Regions from separate parts of the Homo sapiens genome. Here all the other regions are linked to region 4. The links are chromatin loops, found by intact Hi-C in ENCODE. Cell type or tissue: PC-3. All regions are shown on one strand.

Evidence for each region. Hi-C counts contacts between places; a loop is a spot of excess contacts. Peaks named below come from ENCODE experiments on the same cell type or tissue, not always from the same donor. Only the 100,000 strongest peaks of a DNase experiment are listed, where the experiment ranks them.
Region 1: a loop joins it to region 4, with 8 times the contacts of the local background. A loop is called at or near these places in 7 of 110 quality-filtered maps.
Region 2: it touches region 4 in a loop (3-fold over the local background); 24 of 110 quality-filtered maps call a loop at or near these places.
Region 3: it touches region 4 in a loop (3-fold over the local background); 7 of 110 quality-filtered maps call a loop at or near these places.

Annotation. Positions count from the first base shown.
Region 1 is chr12:93,162,456-93,167,455 of GRCh38, reverse strand. The region is part of intron 3 of LOC643339 (a long non-coding RNA gene); the gene reads left to right. Among named protein-coding and RNA genes, the nearest start is that of LINC02412, 9.4 kb to the left of the region's middle. In PC-3, no CTCF peak of the experiment used is centred here; no DNase peak of the experiment used is centred here; H3K27ac peaks cover 871 bases.
Region 2 is chr12:93,394,630-93,399,629 of GRCh38, reverse strand. NUDT4 (nudix hydrolase 4) reads right to left here. Exons shown (of 5, transcript NM_019094.6): 2 at 4,911-5,000; 3 at 4,097-4,141; 4 at 775-859; 5 at 1-453. The coding sequence ends at 251. Among named protein-coding and RNA genes, the nearest start is that of NUDT4, 19 kb to the right of the region's middle. In PC-3, a CTCF peak has its summit at 2,681 (motif pointing right); a DNase peak (open chromatin) is centred at 2,689.
Region 3 is chr12:93,142,911-93,147,910 of GRCh38, reverse strand. All of the region lies in intron 3 of LOC643339 (a long non-coding RNA gene), which reads left to right. Among named protein-coding and RNA genes, the nearest start is that of LINC02412, 29 kb to the left of the region's middle. In PC-3, no CTCF peak of the experiment used is centred here; a DNase peak (open chromatin) is centred at 2,630; H3K4me3 peaks cover 670 bases; H3K27ac peaks cover 927 bases.
Region 4 is chr12:93,087,572-93,092,571 of GRCh38, reverse strand. All of the region lies in intron 3 of LOC643339 (a long non-coding RNA gene), which reads left to right. LOC105369908 (a long non-coding RNA gene) reads right to left here and starts at 2,092. Exons shown (of 4, transcript NR_188219.1): 1 at 1,944-2,092. In PC-3, no CTCF peak of the experiment used is centred here; DNase peaks (open chromatin) are centred at 1,721 and 2,221; H3K27ac peaks cover 3,052 bases.

The sequences.
Region 1 (5,000 bases), 75 kb before region 4:
TAGCCCATACCATAAGTACATAATTAGAAAAGAAGTCCCTACTTTAAGATATTTTTGCTTCCATCTTTTGGAAAGTTATCAAAAATACCAATTTTGTTAGAAGAAGACATTTTGCTGCCACTTACAAGACTGTTGTCACAATAAATATATAGATCTGCAATGTGTTGATGAGGTGAAGCATGCCCCCTTAGATGTGACAAACTTGTGCAGTGCACAGCCTGCACAAAGGTCCATGACAGCTGTTCGGTACACGTACACATGCAAACACACATGTACGCTTCCACAGAAGAAAAAAAAGGCTGTTTTAGTTTAGTCTTTTGGTCTTTTAGAGGTAACCAGGCTGATCTGACTTCAGGAACAGCTCTTCTATGTGGCTCAGTCTAGAATGAGTATAGATCATATAAAAGGGTCTGAAACTGGTTGTATTTGTACATAGTTCAAAAATATCCTACTCTTACTTCCTCTTTGCTTCTCCTCTGGGGAATAAACACTCAATAAACATTTTACACAGGAAGTTCCGTGTACATAGGTGTGTTAAAGGATGAGGATAAAATAAATAGAATAGTTCACAAAACTGGGGAGATTAAACTTTTATTACAGAAAATTTCAAACATATACTGAAGTAGAACAAAAAGTATAATGAACCCCACTTTCCTCCATGAACCTAACATCCAGCTGTAAAAATCATCGACTGATGGCCATTCCTGCTTCGTCTGGATTTCCACTCGCTCTCCTCCATATTGAAGCAATTCCTAGACACATCATTTTAGCCAAAAATATTTCAGTACATTTCTCTTCAAGATATGAAATCTTTTCAAAATATAACCACAATACCATTATTACATCTAAACAGAAATAATAAAAAGTCTTTAATATCATCATATAGCCAGTGTTCAAAATTTTAACTGTCTCTCAAATGTCCCAAATTTTCTTTTTTCATTTGTCTGTTTTTACCTTGTGTTTTTTGAAATGGGAACCAACTAAGTTCAAACATCCCATTGGTTGTTACGTTTCTTAAGTCTCTTTTAATGTACAAGTTCTCCCTTCATCTTCCTTCATCTCTCTCTCTCTCTTTTTTCTTTTTTTCCAGAGTCTGCATTTTGCTGATGGCATCCAAGTAATGTTTAACGTGGTTCTCTGCTGCAGAATCCTTTCTGTATCTGTATATTCTTTTAAGGTGCTTGGGTGAATTTGATCCATAGCCAGGCTTGGAAAATACTGGAGAAGTTGTGTTTCTGCTTCTGGATTTCTTAATGTCTTTTATCTTTTTTTTTAATTTCATTTTTCTATTTCTTTCTTTTTTTTTTTTTTTTTGAGATGGAGTCTCGCTCTGTCACTCAGGCTGGAGTGCAGTGGTGTGATCTTGGCTCACTGCAAGCTCCGCCTCCCAGGTTCATGCCATTTTTCTATTTCTTAAATCCTCTATAGGAAATAAGGATTTCTTAATGTCTGGGTTGAAAAAACAAAACTCAGAGGAACCTGAGTACAATCATAAAAGTACATGTCCACCACCTGTTGACAGACGATGAATGTTGGCTTGAATATAGAGGGCATCTAGAATCCCTGGGGCAACTAAGGGGGCTGCAGGGGAACAACTTCTCAGCCAGGCTTGAGATGGGCAACAGAGCTGAATTAGCAGTGCTGGAAAAAAAAAGAGGACCTTCCAGCTGGGGGATTTGGTCTCACTTGAGGCCCTGTGGGAACTAGTAACCAGCAGGTGAATTGTTAATTAGCAGGCAAAGCCTGGCCTGGAATAAGCTGGTGCTTGACTTCAGTGGAGTTTAAATAGCTGGGAAAACGATTGTTCTAAGGATACTTGACTGGAGGCATTTCCAGCACATGCTTGTGGCAGAAGGAGTGATGTGTTCTGTCCTAGGCACCTCTGCTGCTTCTGTCATCGACCTAGGTGATATGCTTTGGCTGTGTCCCCACCCAAATCCCATGTGTCATGGAAGGGACTCGGTGGGAGGTAATTGATTCATGGGGGCAGGCCTTTCCTGTGCTATTCTCATGATAGTGAATAAGTCCCATGAGATCTGACAGTTTTATAAAGGAGAGATCCTCCACACATGCTCTTTTGCCTTCTGCCATGTAACACGTGACTTTGCTCCTCCTTTGCCTTCTGCCATGATTGTGAGGCCTCCCCAGCCATGTGGAACTGTGAGTCCATTAAACCTCTTTCCATATAAATTACCCAGTCTCAGGTATGTCTTTATTAGCAGCGTGAGAACAGACTAATACACTGGGCTTGCTTTCTTCTGTGCATCTTCTTTTTGTTTTGTTTTGTTTTTGGAGACAGAGTCTCACTCTGTAGCCCAGGCTGGAGTGCAGTGGTGTGATCTTGGCTCACTGCAACCTCTGCCTCCTGGGTTCAAGCAATTCTCTGCCTCAGCCTCCCAAGTAGCTAAGATTACAGGTGCCAGCCACCATGCCTGGCTAAATTTTTGTATTTTAGCAGAGATGGGGTTTCACCATGTTGGCCAGGCTGGTCTCAAACTCCTGACCTCAAGTGATCCACCTGCCTTGGCCTCCCAAAGTGTTGGGATTACAGGCATGAGCCACCACGCCAGGCCTCTTCTGTGCATCTCAAAGGCTTGAGAAAAATTTTTTTTTTTTTAAATAAATAACAGAGCATTACATTTCCTTGGTGAGGGGTTTTGGGGCTTTTTTCCCCATGTCCACATTGATCTGTCAACACCTGCCCCAGGTCCCTGCTGTTCTCCTTGCCCCATACCTGCTGCCAAAAGAGGTGCTTGCTGTCAGAAAGCCGGGGTCAAAGTGTCTCTACCACTGGCTAGCTGGGCAACCTTGGGTAGGTCCCTCAGTTCTCTGAGCCCTGTAATCTTTATGTAAAATAAAGATTGTATCACCTGCTCCACCTACCATAAGAGGCTGTTGTGAGAATCAGCCTCTTATGGTAGGTGGAGCAGGTGATCCAAAAGAGTTAATGTAGGTGAAAGTCCTGTCCTTCATTAAACCACAAAGCATCATCCAATTGCTCTTGTTGCCTGCTGCCTCCTCTCTACTTGTAGTCATTCATTCCTGGCTGAGAGTGCAGAAGTTGAACAAGGCCCCATTACTTTTTAGTTGTATCATTTGGGGCGAGTCATGCTGTGAATTTCTGTTTCCTCATACATAAAATGGGAATAACTTTACCTAGCATTTATTTACATCCTTCTTTATTTACACTGCACCTTGACCCAATGATGTTATCAGCACGAAAGCCGAGATAAACACACATAAAGCACCTAACCTAGACTTGGCACCCAGTCGGTACTCAGTAAAAGGGAATTCTTTCCTTCCCTGTTTGTGGAAATTGGACTATGGTATAACCCAGCTGAGATGCCTTCCTTTATAAAGAAAGAACTCCTCCTCTAATTGCTGAGGATAGTACTGTCTGCTACTCCTTCACCCTCAACTTTTTATCTCAGTGCTTTGCTCAAGGCCCAAACATGCTTAAAATTCTCTTTTGAAGTCTGTAGACTAGGGAGTTATATAATGGAGTCTTCTTTTATTACTTGGGGATAAAGATTCCTCAACAGCACGTGTGAAAAAGACTCAAATATTTGGTTGACTGCAAAATTAACATGAGTCAACAGTGTGATGAACAAGCAAGAAATGTATTTTAGGAAGTATGAAGGGAATGGTCCAGTGAGAGGATAGCCTTAGACTCATTCTCCTCATGTTGGTCAGACTACGCTTGGACTAAAGGACTCAGTTCCAGATGCTGATGCCTGGGGATGGATCATCAGAAAGGAGTGCTAGCAAAGAGCTTGGGATGCAGGGTGTTTGAGTAACTTTCAGAAAAACTGAGGCTCCTTAAACTGCAAAAGATGTATTTCAGGAGAGATATGTATTGTCTCTTGTTTCTTGAACGGACTGAACAAAACACCACCACTTTGGATTTACTTAAGAGTAATAATTTCTAAGGAGTATGTAGAAGTACACATTTGAGGTTATGTGACTCCCAGGGGAAGAATTAGGGACAGTAGGTAGAAGTTATGGAGAAGTAGTTTTAGTGGTATTTCTGTTTCTATTCCTCTTTACAACTCTGGGTTTTCGGAAGAATTAGCTATTAAAACTATTTAAAACTTGGCTTTCTTACAGCCAGTTTCAGCATGATGTTACATACAAAAGATATTCAAAGCAATATTGAAATTGTGAATTAGAAAGGGACATAACTACAAATATACCAGAAATTAAAACAGGTAACAAGAGACAATCAGGTATGACTTTATGTCAATTAATTCGGAAGACATACAAAATGGTTAACTTCCAGAAAACAATAATCAATATAAACTTAAGAAGAAATAGCCTAAATTATATGATCTTGAAAGATATGACATCAATGATTATAGCTACCTATATTATGAAATAACATACAAATAATTTTTTCTTAAGACAGAGTCTCGGCTCACTGCAATTTCTGCCTCCTGGGTTCAAGCAATTCTCCTGGTTCAGCCTCCCAAGTAGCTGGTATTACAGGCACCCACCACCATGCCTGGTTAATTTTTGTGAGACAGGGTTTTGCCATGTTGGCCAGGCTGGTCTCGAACTCCTGACCTCAAGTGACCCTCCAGCCTCAGTCTCCCAAAGTGCTGGGATTACAGGCATGAGCCACCACACCTGGCCACAAATAATTTTTTACAGGTGAGTTTTACCAGATTTTCAAGGAATGTATAATCCCAATCTTATATAAACTATTCCAGAGACTATAACAAGATTACAAAAAGAAGGAGTACTCCAAAGCTCATTTTATTAGACTGACGTATGCTTGATTGACTCCAAAATAAGACATGGACAGTAAAGAAAATTGTAGGCCAGGCATGGTGGCTCACACCTGTAATTCCAGCACTTTGGGAGGCTGAGGTGGGTGGATCATCTGAGGTCGGGAGTTTGAGACCAGCCTGACCAACATGGAGAAACCCCGTCTCTACTAAAAATACAAAATTAGCTGGGCGTGGTGGCACATGCCTGTAATCCCAGCTACTTGGGAGGCT
Region 2 (5,000 bases), 310 kb before region 4:
GGGGGTTGTGGGGTGTGGCACAGTTAAGGCATCTAAACAAAAATTCCACATGGCTTTGGCTTATTAAAATATTTTACACTATTTTTTTAAAAAAAGATTTGAAAGCATCTGAAAAACATGCAAATTGTTTGAAAACCTTGCATGGCAAATTCAGACAGTTTGCAAGCGTCAATCAGATGTTTGACGAGGAAACGAAAGAAGCCTCTCCCCATGAGACTGCACATGGTGGGAGAGGCCTACCCAGTTCTCTCTATCTTACACTAGATGGCAACCCAGAGGTCTGTGCAGCGGTTACAAACAAGGCATTATTATCCGGAAGGGAAGGGACTGTAGAATTTCCATTGGCTGGGGAACAACCCAGCTTTAGCTTTTCCAGATACTCTGCATGTACAGGTTTATGACACTGGAGAACTTTGATAGCATCTTCTACTTTGAACCACTCTCTCTTCCTTCCTAGAGAAAAGAATGACATTGGTTACAAGACAGTCCATTTTAAAAAGTAAGCCATATAAGTAATGTCCACTTACTCCCCGATAAATGACTTAGACAACAATATGTTGGGGAATAATTAAGATGAATATGCATCTCTACATTTGAATTATCTTCCCTGCTCTAAATGAAAAGTGACCAAAAAAAAAAAAATCTAGGATGGAAACTGGACACAGGAATATAAGCAAAGAGTATTCAGATAACAAAAGGGAACTTACCTATATTAACAGAATCTTCCCAATCTTCTGTTAGAACAGAGTATTCAGATAACAAAAGGGAACTTACCAATATTAACAGAATCTTCCCAATCTTCTAATATTTCAGTGACTGTTAGAACATAAACATATGTTCTGTGCTTTCGGTCTTGGTTCTGCTTGAATATAAAAAGAAATGCATTTTAATCTACAGGAGCTAGCCATGGACACATTTTCCAAGGGAAAAAAATTAGTCTGGCATACTGCTGATTAGCATAGCGTATTTCCCAGCACAGGCAAGTATATTCAGTTGTACAGTCCAACACAAAAGTGACTTTATATAAGACAAAACATTTAAAAGTTAAACAGAAGACTAGAACTAGAGCTTCATCATTACTGGTGGTGAAATTGGCTCTCAATACTACTTTTTTTGTAGAAGTCTGGAGATGTTGCCCAGGCTGGTCCACTCCTGCCCTCAAGGGAACCTCCTGCTTTGGCCTTCCCAAAAACTGAGCTTACAGGTATGAGGACCCAGCCTCCAGTACTAAACTTTAAACACTTATTTCTATATATCTGATGTTCTTTTCTTTTTTTTTTTTTTTTTTTTTGAGACAGGGAGTCTCGCTTTGTTGCCCAGGAGTACAGTGGCGTGATCTCAGCTCCCCCACAATCTCTGCCTCCCAGGTTCAAGTGATTCTCCTGCCTCAGCCTCCCGAGTAGCTGGAATTACAGGTGCACGCCACCACGCCTGGCTAATTTTTGTATTTTTAGTACAGACGGGGTTTCACCATGTTGGTCAGGATGGTCTTAAACCCTGACCTCATGATCCACCCACCTCGGCCTCCCAAAGTGCTGGGATTACAGGTGTGAGCCACCTTACCTGGCCTATCTGATGTTATTTTCATAAAGAAAATCTTAAGAGTTGAATGCAATCTTATTAAAATAATAGACCTGCATTCCCATAGTTTTTATCCTATCCCCTCTTCCCTGGGGCTAATCCTGACAACCTTTCAATGACATGGAAAACTGCTTCCTTTAGGACCTTTGTAAGAGCAAACAGCACCAGTTCCTTTAAGCACTCCTCCTGCAGGCCTATCAAGGTGCACATAAAGAATAGCCCATGGCCTGGAGCAGAAGCTCACGTCTGTAATCCCAGTACTTTGGGAGGCCAAGGCGGGCAGATCACTTGAGGTCAGGAGTTCGAGCCCAGCCTGTCCAACATGGTGAAACCCCGTCTCTACTAAAAATACGAAAATATTAGCCGGGCGTGGTTGTATGCCTGTAATTCAGCTACTTGGGAGGCTGAAGTGAAGGATCGCTTGAGCCCAGGAGGCGGACGTGGCGATGAGCCCAGATCATGCCACTGCACTAAAGCCTGGATGACAGAATGATACCCCATCTAAAAAAAAAAAACATAAATTAAATAAAACAGGCAACTGAGCTTGTTTCTGGGTTAAAAATTAAACAAGTTGGCCTTCCTTCATCCTGATTAAAGTTAGCCTTCTTTGCCATAGTCCACGACTTTAGATAATTGTCCTGATTTTGGCCACAAACAACCTGAAAAATCTACTCAAAACAGTGGGTTTTTACAGCTGGGAAGGATTATCTTTTTATATCTGAGAAGGAATAAAAACAACAATAAATTAGAGGCAACTGTCAATTAACACATCATTCATTATTTTTAAGAATCAGTTGTTTTATTTCTATGTCTCACAAATCAGTACATTTATTATGCTATATTCACAAATTCACAAAAATCACTGGGATGAATGGGCAGGGCAATCCAATTTTCCCTTATATTTTCTAAGGGGAAAGGTATTTTTTGATTGACGTGTGCTGTTAAACAGTATTTGTAAAGCACTTAATACTGTTACCTTCCCATATTATTTAAGCTTTATTTATAATGTGAGACATTTTCTTCAAACACCTTGTCAGCATATTGACAAATGTGTTATTTGTAAAAACCTCAGTATGTTTTTCAGTTTAACCAGGAGATGGTGCTATTTAACTGGGTGAAGCAACTGCTGAATTCTGGAAAAGACTGAATTCTACTTGAACGACTTTTCTCTTTGTTTTTTGAGATGGAGTGCCGCTCTGCAACCTCCACCTCCCGGGTTCAAGCCATTCTGCCTCAGCCTCCCAAGTAGCTGGGACTACAGGCGTGCGTCACCATGCCCGGCTAATTTTTGTATTTTTAGTAGAGACAGGGTTTCACCATATTGGCCAAGCTGGTCTTGAATTCCTGACCTAGTGATCCTCCTGCCTTGGCCAACCCAAAGTTCTGGGATTACAGGCATGAGCCACCACGCCCGGCCAACTTTACTCTTAATTACTGTATTCCGGTAAAAGTCATCATCAATTCTACCAAGTGCTACAAAATCGGGATTTTTTCTGAATTCCTAAGGCTTAAAAATAAAATTTATATGGTTCTACTATAAAGGCTGTACTAACCTATAAACAGCACCCTGAAAAAAGGAAAGTGACCATGTTTCTGGTATACTGTGTATCTAGGTCTGAATCTTGGATGAAGATACATCTGGACCTCCTTTCTCCCTGGCTTCCAGAGACTGCCTATCACATTCAAATTCCCTCCCTGAAAATTCTATTCTGCCTTCAGTAATAAGAGAATATATGAAAGAGAATTCTATTCTTTTAGCATCTGTTCTATGTACCTGAGATTTATATCTTCGTACAATCCTTTAAGTCACTAGGTGTATCATATAATATTTGCTAAGGGCAATGGGGACATTTCCAGATAAAACACATGAGACCTAAGCTCTTAGGTCATACTAAAAATATTGTACCTCCTAAAAGATCTATACCCTAAACAGTCTACAGTGGATTAAGATAAACATTTCAGTATCAGCTCCACTGTATTTTCAAACAGAAGTAATCACTACCATAATAATGCTATATAAAAGTGATGGCAGCCGGGCACAGTGGCTCACGCCTGTAATCCCAGCACTTTGGGAGGCCGAGGTGGGCGGATCACTAGGTCAAGAGATGGAGACCATCCTGGCCAACATGGTGAAACCCCATCTCTATTAAAAATACAAAACTTAGCTGGGCGTGGTGGCGCGTGCCTGTAGTCCCAACTACTTGGGAGGACGAGGCAGGAGAATTGCTTGAATCTGGGAGGCAGAGGTTGTAGTAAGCCAAGATTGCACCACTGAACTCCAGCCTGGCGACAGAGCGAGACTCTGTCTTAAAAAAAATTAATTAAAAATAAATAAATAAAAGTGGTGGCATATGAAAAAGTGGCTTTTACTTCCCTCCCTACCTAATCCTGGACTGACTGCCTACTGCTAGTCTGAGAGAAATGTCTGGTTCAGGCTGCTGCCACATTATTTGGTTGGTTAGGAAGAAATCATTAATTCTATTATCAGCAAAGTGAAGATTACTTTTTAACTCACCTCAAATATGCCCAGAAGTCTGCCTAGTTTTCCTTTGACTCCAGCCTATTAAAAAAAGATGAAATATAAAATGTTTACCTTTTTATAACAAAATGTATATAAATACAAGTTACACTCTGGCTATTTACTTAAATCTAATTAAATACAATACCCCTCCCCATACCAACTCACTATCTTCCTGCTTCTGTGAAGTTTTTATTGTCATTTACTTCATCAGCGGCAAGGACTGATCAAAAATTAGTATTTCTGGCTGGGCGCTGTGGCTCATGTCTGTAATCCCAGCACTTTGGGAGGCCGAGGCAGAAGGATCACTTGAGGTCAGGAGTTCGAGACCAGCCTGGCCAACATGGTGAAACCCTGTCCCTACTAAAAATACAAAAATTAAGGCCAGGTGTAGTGGCTCACGCCTGTAATCCCAGCACTTTGGGAGGCTGAGGCTGGCGGATCACCTGAGGTCAGGGGTTTGAGACCAGTCTGGCCAACATGGTGAAACCCTGTCTCTACTAAAAATACAAAAATTAGCCAGACGCGGTGGCACGTGCCTGTAATCCCAGCTACTCGGGAGGCTGAAGCTGGAGAATCACTTGAACCTGGGAGGCGGAGGTGGCAGTGAGCCAAGATCGCTCCACTGTACTCCAGGCCTGGCAACAGAGCGAGACTCCATCTCAAAAAATAAAAAAAAAAATTAAAATTAAAAATAAAGTTGCATCAGGCAAAAAGCACTCCTGGACCCGTCTCGCTGTCTTAGTGTTATGTAGCAAAGGGCCTTGTTTTTAAAACTCCGAAACAGAATTTGTGTGAAAGAACATCTCACCTCCTCATAAACTTCCCTCACGGCAGCACCGCCAGGTTCCTCCTCGGGTTCCATTCCTCCTCCTGGGACAATCCACTGGTCTGGGTACCG
Region 3 (5,000 bases), 55 kb before region 4:
AAAAGATGTAGATGAATATTTATTGGCATAGAAAGATAATTGTGGTAATTAAATGAAATATTAACTTCAAAAGGGCAAATGTACAACATAATTCCACCATTATTAAATATATGCATTTGAATCAAACTATCTGGAGGAATGTTCAGTGGATATCTCTGGGTGGCAGGATTACAAACATTTAAATCTTCCTTCCTTACACTTACCTGTATTTTCTAATTTTTTTGTAGTGGATACATATTGTTTTTGGCAAAAGAAAAAAACTGATTTAGGTTGTATAAAATCCTATTCCAAAAGCTATTTGTAGGAATGAAGAAAAACATTTTGAAAATAAGTAAGTGCCAACTCTAAAAAATTAATTAAGCAGGGAAAAAATTTTAAATAGCAAAAATGGTGGGAAGGAATACAAATAGAAATAAACATAAATAGCAAAAATGAATTTCATTCTTTTTTAAAAGGATAGAGTCATTTAATGACAAATGTTTGAAATAAACCAAGTATCAATCGCCAACCTGTTTCTTCTTAGCTGAATTCTACCTGAAAGTGCTTCTAAAAGGGACTCAGAGCCTGGGAAGTAAACAGGATACTTTGAAATGTCCAAATTAAATAATCATAAGTTGCAACCTAATCTGATTTTTTTCTTTTTTGAGTTGCAAAAATATCTCTTTAAAATAAATCAAGTTCTTAGACAGAGGGCAAATATATTTATCTTTCCAACCATAATAAAAGCTGTCAGTTGTCAAATGCCTTTTATGCACCCATGTGTCAGATACTTACAAGTCTTTCCTCAAATTCATTAAATTTAATGGTTGGTTTATTTAATCCTCACTGTTTTAGGAGATAGGTATTATTGTGTTCATGTTATAGTTGCTGAAAACCAAAACTCATACAAATTAAGTTTCTTTTCTAACTCTTAAGTAGTAGAACCACATGGCCTTTTTTAAAAATCAGGTAACAAATATTTATTAAATCTACTTTGTATTAGCATTGTGTGTCGTGTGCTAAGAATAATACCAATGAAAAATATACTGTGGTCCCACCGCTTAAAGAAGCTTATATTCTAGTTGAATGACATGAAGCAAAACATTGCAAAAGTGATGAATCTCACAAAATAGGAAACCCAGGATGTGAAGGGGCAGGTAATCTGGTTTGTGACATCTGTCCTGTGGTCAAGACATTTAAACTGAATTCTGAAGCATGAGTAGGAATTAACTAGGCAAAGAGTGGTCGTGGAAGATGATTTCTGGTAGAGGGAAGGGAATGTGCTGAGGCACTGAGATGACATTTTGCTATAGCAGTGTGCTACAACCAACTATCCACAACTCTAGTTTGAAACAATAAGCATTTATTCCTTCCACATGGGTCTGTGAGCCAGCTGCAACTGGTGGGGCTTGGCTGGACTCCAGGGTTCAGGTCTCCCTTGTGTGTTACTCATTCTGTGTTGACCAATAGCTTCCAGGAACATGTTTCTTACATAGCACATGACAGGAGCACAAGAGCCCAAATGGAATCACACAAGCACATTTAAGGCCTCTTAACATGTTCAGGAACACTTCATTGGCTAAAGGAGGCCACATGGCCCAGCCCAAAATCAGTGGGATGGGGAAAATATTTTACCCATAGCGGATGGTATTTTGGAAGAATGTAGATGAATGTGGATACATTATCTAATATAGGAAAGATGTGAAAAATTGTGAACAATGATTCAGTCAACCACATCTAGGTTTTTCAAGGAATCCATTGCCAATATGGCTAAAGAATAGTGAGCCAGGGAGTGACAGTACTAGTTGATTTTATAATTGTCTGTCCTGGAGAATTTCTTCTTCTTCTTCTTTTTTTTTTTTTTTTTGAGACTGAGTCTCACTCTGTCACCCAGGCTGGAGTGCAGTGGTACCATCTTGGCTCACTGCAACCTCTGCCTCCCAGGTTCAAGCGATTCTCCTGCCTCAGCCTCCCGAGTAGTTGGGATTACAGGCGTGCACCACCACACCCGGCTAATTTTTGTATTTTTAATAGAGATGGGGTTTCACCATGTTGGTCAGGCTGGTCTTGAACTTCTGACCTCGTGATCCACACGCCTCGGCCTCCCAAAGTGCTGAGATTACAGGCGTGAGCCACTGCACCCAGCCGGGAACTTCTTATTATAGAGAATATTTTATATATGTATAATTTATATATATAATATATATTTTATATATATATAAAATAAGCATTATACATATATAAGAAGCACAAAAATATGCTTACTTCAAAAATATATATATGTGCTTACTCAAAAAATATATATATATGCTAACTGCAAAAGCTAATAACTTATCGAACTTCTACTTGAACTTTATTCCCAAAGAGATGAACACACTGAAATAACATGATTAACCCACAAAGCTGATATAGTGTCCATTGACTTAAATGTTCCTCCTTAGTTATGTGCCAAGCATTGGGTCTCTGTGTAACAGTAGCACATTTAGAAACTTTGCCTCAGAGGCAATTAAACCAGCTAAACCAGATTTGAACCCCTGAGCAAACAGCATTAAATTTGGTTGCTGCTCATTCTCCTGGAATGAAGGTCAGCTATTTCATACGCAGTGAATAAGCCAAACCAATCATAAAACGTGAGGAAACATCTCATTTGGCTATTTTACCTCGTGAAATGTGATCTTCTATTTGGTCAGATCATTTTTGATAGTGTTAAAAGAATAGTTCAGTTTATTTTTACCCATTGCTCTACGGATACATTCATTTGCTTTGTAAGTCCTTAGGGCTAATGCCTGAATGAACAGGTGCGGGGACAGGAGTTGGCCAGATATAAACTTGCACAGTTCATGTGCTTAACAAGCACTGATTTTTTTTAACAAAAAGAAAATTCACTTAATACAGACAGCCAGTGCATTATTAGCTATCGTGGTATATTCTGCCACAGAAAACTATATTAGTTTCAATTGAGGTGATTTTTTTTTCTCTTACAGATAAAAGATTAAATAGAAATCACTGCCTCCATGATGCCTCTGTTCTGGAGCCTTTTTTTTTCTTCATCTATTAAAACCTCAATTTTATAATCTTCAGGATTTAAAATAGAATCTATTCGTTTTTCTGACAATACTTATTTCCCATAAAAATGAGATTTTTTTGTTAGCTAGCTCACAGTAAATTTTATTGCATGTGCCATTTCAAAGGAAATCAGAGGTTCTAATAAGTACAATGGATTTGGAACAGTTCCTTGCCCCTCATTTTTTCAGTTATGTAAGCCTCCTGCTTAGTTACATTATTGTATTTTATTACTCAGCTCACAAAGCTGCATTTAAGAAAGATTACAATTTTCTGGTTTCCTCTTCTGAGATACTTTGATTCATCTTCTTTGAATACAGCTTTATTTGTGTTTTCCTGCTGTTTAAGCCTGGGACCCTTTCACAAGTCAGCATACTTTGTATATTCCAAGTAACAGCACCATTAAGAGAGGACGATCCGTTACACATTCCCTAAGAGAAGATGCAAGAAATGGAAGGAAAAATACCTTGACTGTTAGAGACAGATGCACTCCCTAATTGCTTCCTGATGGTTACTTTTAAAGGAGCTATGGGAATCCACAGATGTGTGTCTGTTGAGGTGTCTGTCATTCAGTGAGTTTAAGAGGCATTGATTTCCATGAGTGAATCATGGGGCTTGATTACAGAGAACTGGTAGACCAAGCTCAGGTTTAATTCATGAGTTCTGTTCACAGGTCTGTCACTTCCCCTTGGGCTATTTTTGCACACCCAAGAAATGGATTTACTTAGTTTTTTCTTCTTATAAAAATGAGGTAACAATATTATCTTTACAGCAGCTTTTAAATGTTTAAATATGCCCAACCAAATAACATTTTTAGTTGTATTGCAATGTTAGTAAAATTAATGTGATGAATATTTCTTACCCAATTTCCCTCCCTCCCACAAAACTGACCTGTTTACCTAAACTGACCAAATTAACTGACTGTTTTGCCATGGTATAGACCCAAATTCTTAGTAGAATTACAACCCTAATTGATATGGTCATCTGGCTCTTACACCTTGAAAATGTTTAGACGTTTAATATCAGCTGATACAGTTTTCTTTAAAAATGATAGGATGATATCAGATCATCTTTTTCAGGATGGAATGAGATTTAAATGAAAATTCAGTGTTACTGAATTGAATCACGTAGTTTTATATATTTTGTTTATATATAAATCAGCTTGTTATAGTGAGAGAACTTGAAGCTTTAAAGACCTGAATATGAATTTTGATCCTTTCTAGTTTTTGATCCTCCAAAACCCAACCATATTGAATGTTAATTATAAAATGAGCCAATACCTGTTCTCCCTACTAATATGTGTTTATGAAACACAAATGGTGTAATGGGTATGGAAGTTATTTGAAAGTTGTAAAGGGTCACACAATGGGATTTAAAAGAAAATTTAGACACAACCTGCTTTCATTGTTACTGTTTAGCAACAGTTAACTGTTAATTGTTTTGTATATTGCCATTTCTGTGCTGCTGTTACACAGAGGCACAATGCTTGGCACATAACTAAGGAGGAACATTTAAGTCAATGGACACTTTATCAGCTTTGTGGGTTAATCATGTTATTTCAATATGTTCATCTCTTTGGGAATAAAGTTCAAGTAGAAGTTCGATAAGTTATTAGCTTTTGGAGTTAGCATATATATATATTTTTTTGAGTAAGCACATTTATATATTTTTTGAAGTAAGCGTATTTTTGTGCTTCTTATATATATATATAACGCTTACCCAGTTTCTGGGCAAGACAGGAAGATAAGAAAAAAGGAAAAGGAGAGAAAAAAGAAATAAAAGGTTGTATCAGCATATTTAATCAATAGACTAAATAGAATAAGAGACTTCAGCAGAGATGATGAATACCTGATCACTTTTAAACAATTGTTATTGTTTTTCTGTTTGTTTGTTTTGCTTTTTTTTTTTTTTTGAGACAGAGTTGCCTAGGCTGGAATGAAGTGGTGAGATCACAGCAC
Region 4 (5,000 bases):
ACAGCTGGAGGCCTGTTTTATTTTTCAAGTGAAATTGGAGAGAGTGGGGTGGGAAACTTGTCCTCTGATGGCTTAGCGGAGGCAAGGGTGGAAGATGGGGATCCACTTCATTTGTTTTCCTGTCATTAGGCCCCTGAAAAAATATAGACTAAGGATATAATTGCATGGTTTGCTTCTACCTCGGAAAAAGCTGGATTAGTAATTGCATTAACTTGTTACTATGCTTTGCTCTCAGGGATAATATAATTTTAGCTATTGCTTCCTAATTATAGGGTTCTTATTGTTCTAAAAATCCCATTCAGCATGTGTTTCATTTTCACTTTTATGAAGGGCATTGTGAATAAGAGCCCACATCTTGGAAAGAGCTAAGCTGAGCTGAAGCTGTGACTTGCCCAAAGCCATTCCCCACTGTGACAAGCTGGGTGCTACTGTGAATTTTATCCTCCATTGATGAATAATGCTATTGGCAAAGACCATATGCTCTGTTGCTTGCTGGAGTCCAGAGGCACTGCACAACCGAGGGATAATCACATCAAGCTGATGATGGTTTTTATTGGGTGGTAGTAATGGCAGAAGTAATGACAGTCATTAAAATCATGCTTCGAATCGCTTTGGGCCTTCAGAGCACAGCTAACTCAATGTGTCAAGGACGGGTCACTCCCAGAAGCTGTCTGGAAGGATTGCCCAACGACCCTTGTTCTTTGAGAACTGCAGGGCTGGCAGGAGGCAGCAGTGAAGGCCTCAGGTCTTCACCATCTCTTGCATCTACACTGGTGCTTTTGGTGTTTCTACATGATCTTATTTAGGTGAGAATCAAAGTGGACTCATGCAAAACTGAGCTTATTCATAGAAAGGCAATAGAAAAATATCCTTGAGATGTTCCACTCCAATTCAACAAATACAAAATTTGTGATACCTGGGTATGTACTCAGTGCTAAAAGCTCTAAAGGATTTGGAGAATAAGATAGTTACTCTTCTGTGGGACCTACTCTCTGGGAAGGGAGGTATCTATTCACAAGCAACTATAGTGCAAGGCAACATGTGGTATTATATATGTGTTACAGGAGAACCTGATGGGTAAGGGGAGCATAAATTGGTTCAGACGAGGATGATTTGAAAAGATATACCTGGGGTACTACAGGGGAAAAATATACATAAGTTAAACTTCCTGCAAATTCCTCAAAGGTGACCTTGAACAAGTCATTTAATTCTTCCTCTGTCAGATTCACCATCTGCAAAAAAAGGAATATTGGCCTTAAAGATTTTTCACTGGGCAAAGAACCACTCAATCCATCTCACTGAAAGTTTGAGATTATAACAAAACCCTGAATTCTAGGTATAATTGAACAGTTAGAAATCAGAGGAACAGGAATTCCAGGTGGAGGGACCAGCACTAATAGGGGCCTAGTGGCAAGAAGGTGTTTTTCTGGCTGGAGCATAGGGTTTTGTTGATTTTGTGTGTGTGTGTGTGAGTGTGTGTGTGTGTGTGTGTGTACAGGTTATATGCACAGGCTCTTTCTTGATGAAGATAATCTCCCATTACCCTATTCCTCTACAACAGTCTCTTTAAAATATTAAGAAACCCAAGATAGAGGCAAGTTATTTATTGGTTATATCTAGAGATATTTATACAAAGAAAAGAAAGGGGATAAATAGATAATTTCTATATTTCTTAGATTTCTTGACTCATACAGAATCATGACTCAGATAATGACTCAGGGGCAAACTGAACATTTATAGCTGTTACCTTAACTAAGGGAAAACATTCTTCATAGCAGATAGTCTGAGTGACAAAAAAAAAAAAAAACACACAGATTTTTATAGTCTGGTTTCAACCCACAGAATTCTACCTGCAGAAGAACAAATACTTGGAAAAGATTATAGGAAAATAAAAAGATTTAGCAGAAATATTAAACTAAATGAGATTTTATTAATAGTTTTACCTTATATTTATTTAGTGCTTTATAGTTGACTTTTTCATTATTTAATTTTATGCTCACCACATTCCTGGGAGTGAAGCATTTTTGATACTATTCTGCCCCTTCTTCCAGATGTGGAAACTGGGGTTCCAAGAGGTTCTATGACTTGCTGTGAATTTTACACTCAACGAGTTCTAGAATTAGAATTTGAACTTTGAACTCTTGCTGTAAGACTCATTCTAGCACAGTGTGTTGTCTTGAGATCACGCAGGCAGCCTACTCTGCTTATTTTTCTTGAGGAAACAGGTTCAGAGAGGTGAAGTGACTCACCCAAGATCATATAGTTGATGGCTGTTCTAGACCTCAAAGCAAGATGTCCTAACTTCCTGTTCTGTGCTCTTTTCATAATGCAAGGCTATACAGGATATAAATTTGAAATAAAATGTGTTAATCCATTCACTGCTATAAAAAAATACCTAAGACTGGGTAATTTATAAAGAAAAGAGGTTTAATTGGCTCATGGCTCTGCAGGTTGTACATGAAGCATAGCAGCTTTTGCTTCTGGGGAGGCCTCAGGAATCTTCCAATCATGGTGGAAGGCAAAGGGGAAGTGAGGCATTTCACATGGCGGAAGCAGGAGCAGGAGTTGGGGGAGTGCCACACACTTTTAAACAATGAGATCTCACAGGACCTCACTCACTGTGGTGAGGACAGTACCAAGGGGGAAAGACTCCCCATGATCCAATCACCTCCCACGAGGCCCCACCTTCAACACTGGAGATTACATTTCCACATGAGATTTGGAGGAGGACAGCATCCAAACTATATCAAAAACCACGGTAGAATCCTCCCACGTAGTATTATTCCCATAGAGCAATGCCACTGTAAATTGTAAGTGGTAAAATTCCTACAGTTAACTTCAAGAAAAATAAACAAGAACTAACATACTATGCATTTGGTTCTTTAATCACTTTATAAGAACTAACACATTCAATCCTCCTAACTACCCTATGAGGTGACCATGATTATTATTTTTATTTTATCATTGAGGAAACTAAGTTACAGAGAGGTGAAGTAATCTAAGAAAACATAGCCAGAAAATGGTAGGCCTGTATACAAACCCAAGTAGCAAGGCCCTGAAACCTCTTAGTCACTCAGTTATCAAGCCAGAATATAAAAAATATTTGGGATTCAAAATAGGTACTGAAATAAAGCCACATTTTCTTAGGAAACTCTTTTAACAAATTGAACAAATTAATAACGCCAATAAGAGTGTAGGGTAAATGTTCAGATTAATTAAGCATATAAGTAACTAATGTCTGTTATACATCATCATTTTATCTAGTCACTAGCCAAGTTTTATACTGCTTAGTTCCCAAGACTATAGCAGGTCCGGAAATTATATACTGTTGCATTTTTAAAAACACAATCTATGCATTGTATAGACATTCAGATCAGCATTTTTCTTATTAGTTTGACCTACTACAGTTTCTTTTACTTCATACGCTTGCCTTTATTATCACATAGTAATGATATCTTGGGATTATGAAGAATTGGCTACACAATACTAGACACCCTTTAAAAAGAAAGAAATTCTGTCATTTGCAACATCATAGATAAGCCTGGAGGACATTATGTTTAGTGAAATAAACCAAGCACAGAAAGACAAATACTCCATGATTTCACTTACCTGTGGAATCTAAAAAAGTGGAACTTACAGAAGTAGAGAATAGAATGATGATTACTCAAGGATGGGGGTACGGGGTGGGACAGGGAAAGAGGAGATGTTGGTCAAAGGGTACAAAGTTTGAGTTAGACAGGAGGAATAAATGTTAGTGCGCAGCATGGTGACCATAGTTAATAATAACTTACTACATATTTCAAAATTGCTAAGAGTAGATTTTAAATATTCTCACTAGGAAAAAAAAGGTAAGTAGGTGAGGTGCTGGATATGTTAATTAGCTTGATTTAATCATCCCTTGGTGTATCAAAATGTTACATTGTACCCCATAAATATGTATAATTATTATTTGTCAGTAAAACAATTTTCTTCTACATCGTTTGGATTATTTTATTTGTTTTAATGACGCATCAAAACATTAAGAGTGCTGCACTTTTTGTCTCTCTTTTAGAGATGGGAAAGTTGAGTGAAGCAGGTTCAGACTCCCTGGAGTGAAGGGGGCAAAACCAGGGCAGTCCCTCCTGCAGTCTTTAGAATGCTGCTGCGAGGTTCAGTGGAGAAAGCTGGGGTGGGGGCATTGAATGAGCACTGCCCTTGGAGTCAAACAGGCATCTGACCATGTTGCTTTCTGTTCCTGAGGATAAGACTCAACCACCGTCTAGAGATTCTGAAGTCAAACACTCAAATATACAAACACTCAAGAAGTTCCTCTGGGCTTTGTATGTTCAGAGACTGAAGAGATGTAGCATTCTCTTATAAGAAAATTTTACTAATTCAATTGAGAATATGCAGAGGGAATGAATAAAGACTCCTAGTCTCCAGAAATTATTGCATTTCCATATGACACACCATTTCATGAAACCTCTCTGCATTTATAAAAGTTGTTTTCTTCCTGAAGATGTGCAGCTTATGCAGAGCTAATTACTCCCAAGTCCTTGGGGAATGCAAATATGCCGACAACTAGCATCATGGCAAAGAAAAAGAGCTCTCAATGTTTTTTTTCCTTTTGTCCCCTTTTTTTTTCTTTCAGTAAGTGCAAATTCTACTATAACCTTAGTAACTTAGTAGTTCCTAAACTCCAGGAAAGCCGCAAGCCATTTACTTTGCTTATTATTTATGAAAAGCAATAAAAATTTGAGAGATATAAAAATTTCCTATTACATCTGTTTGGTCTTTCAAAATAAATTAAAATGGATAATAATAATATCTTATTTAGTCCCTGCTGTGTGGCAGATACTATAGAACCATGATGTCATTTACTCCTGACAACAGCCACAGAAAGTAGATATCATTCTCTTGAGAACTGTGACAACTGCCATCAACATGACATTGCTATTTGGACTTAGAACTCAGACCACCTGTGTCAATATAACTTAAGTTACTTGTTCTGAAAACTTTTC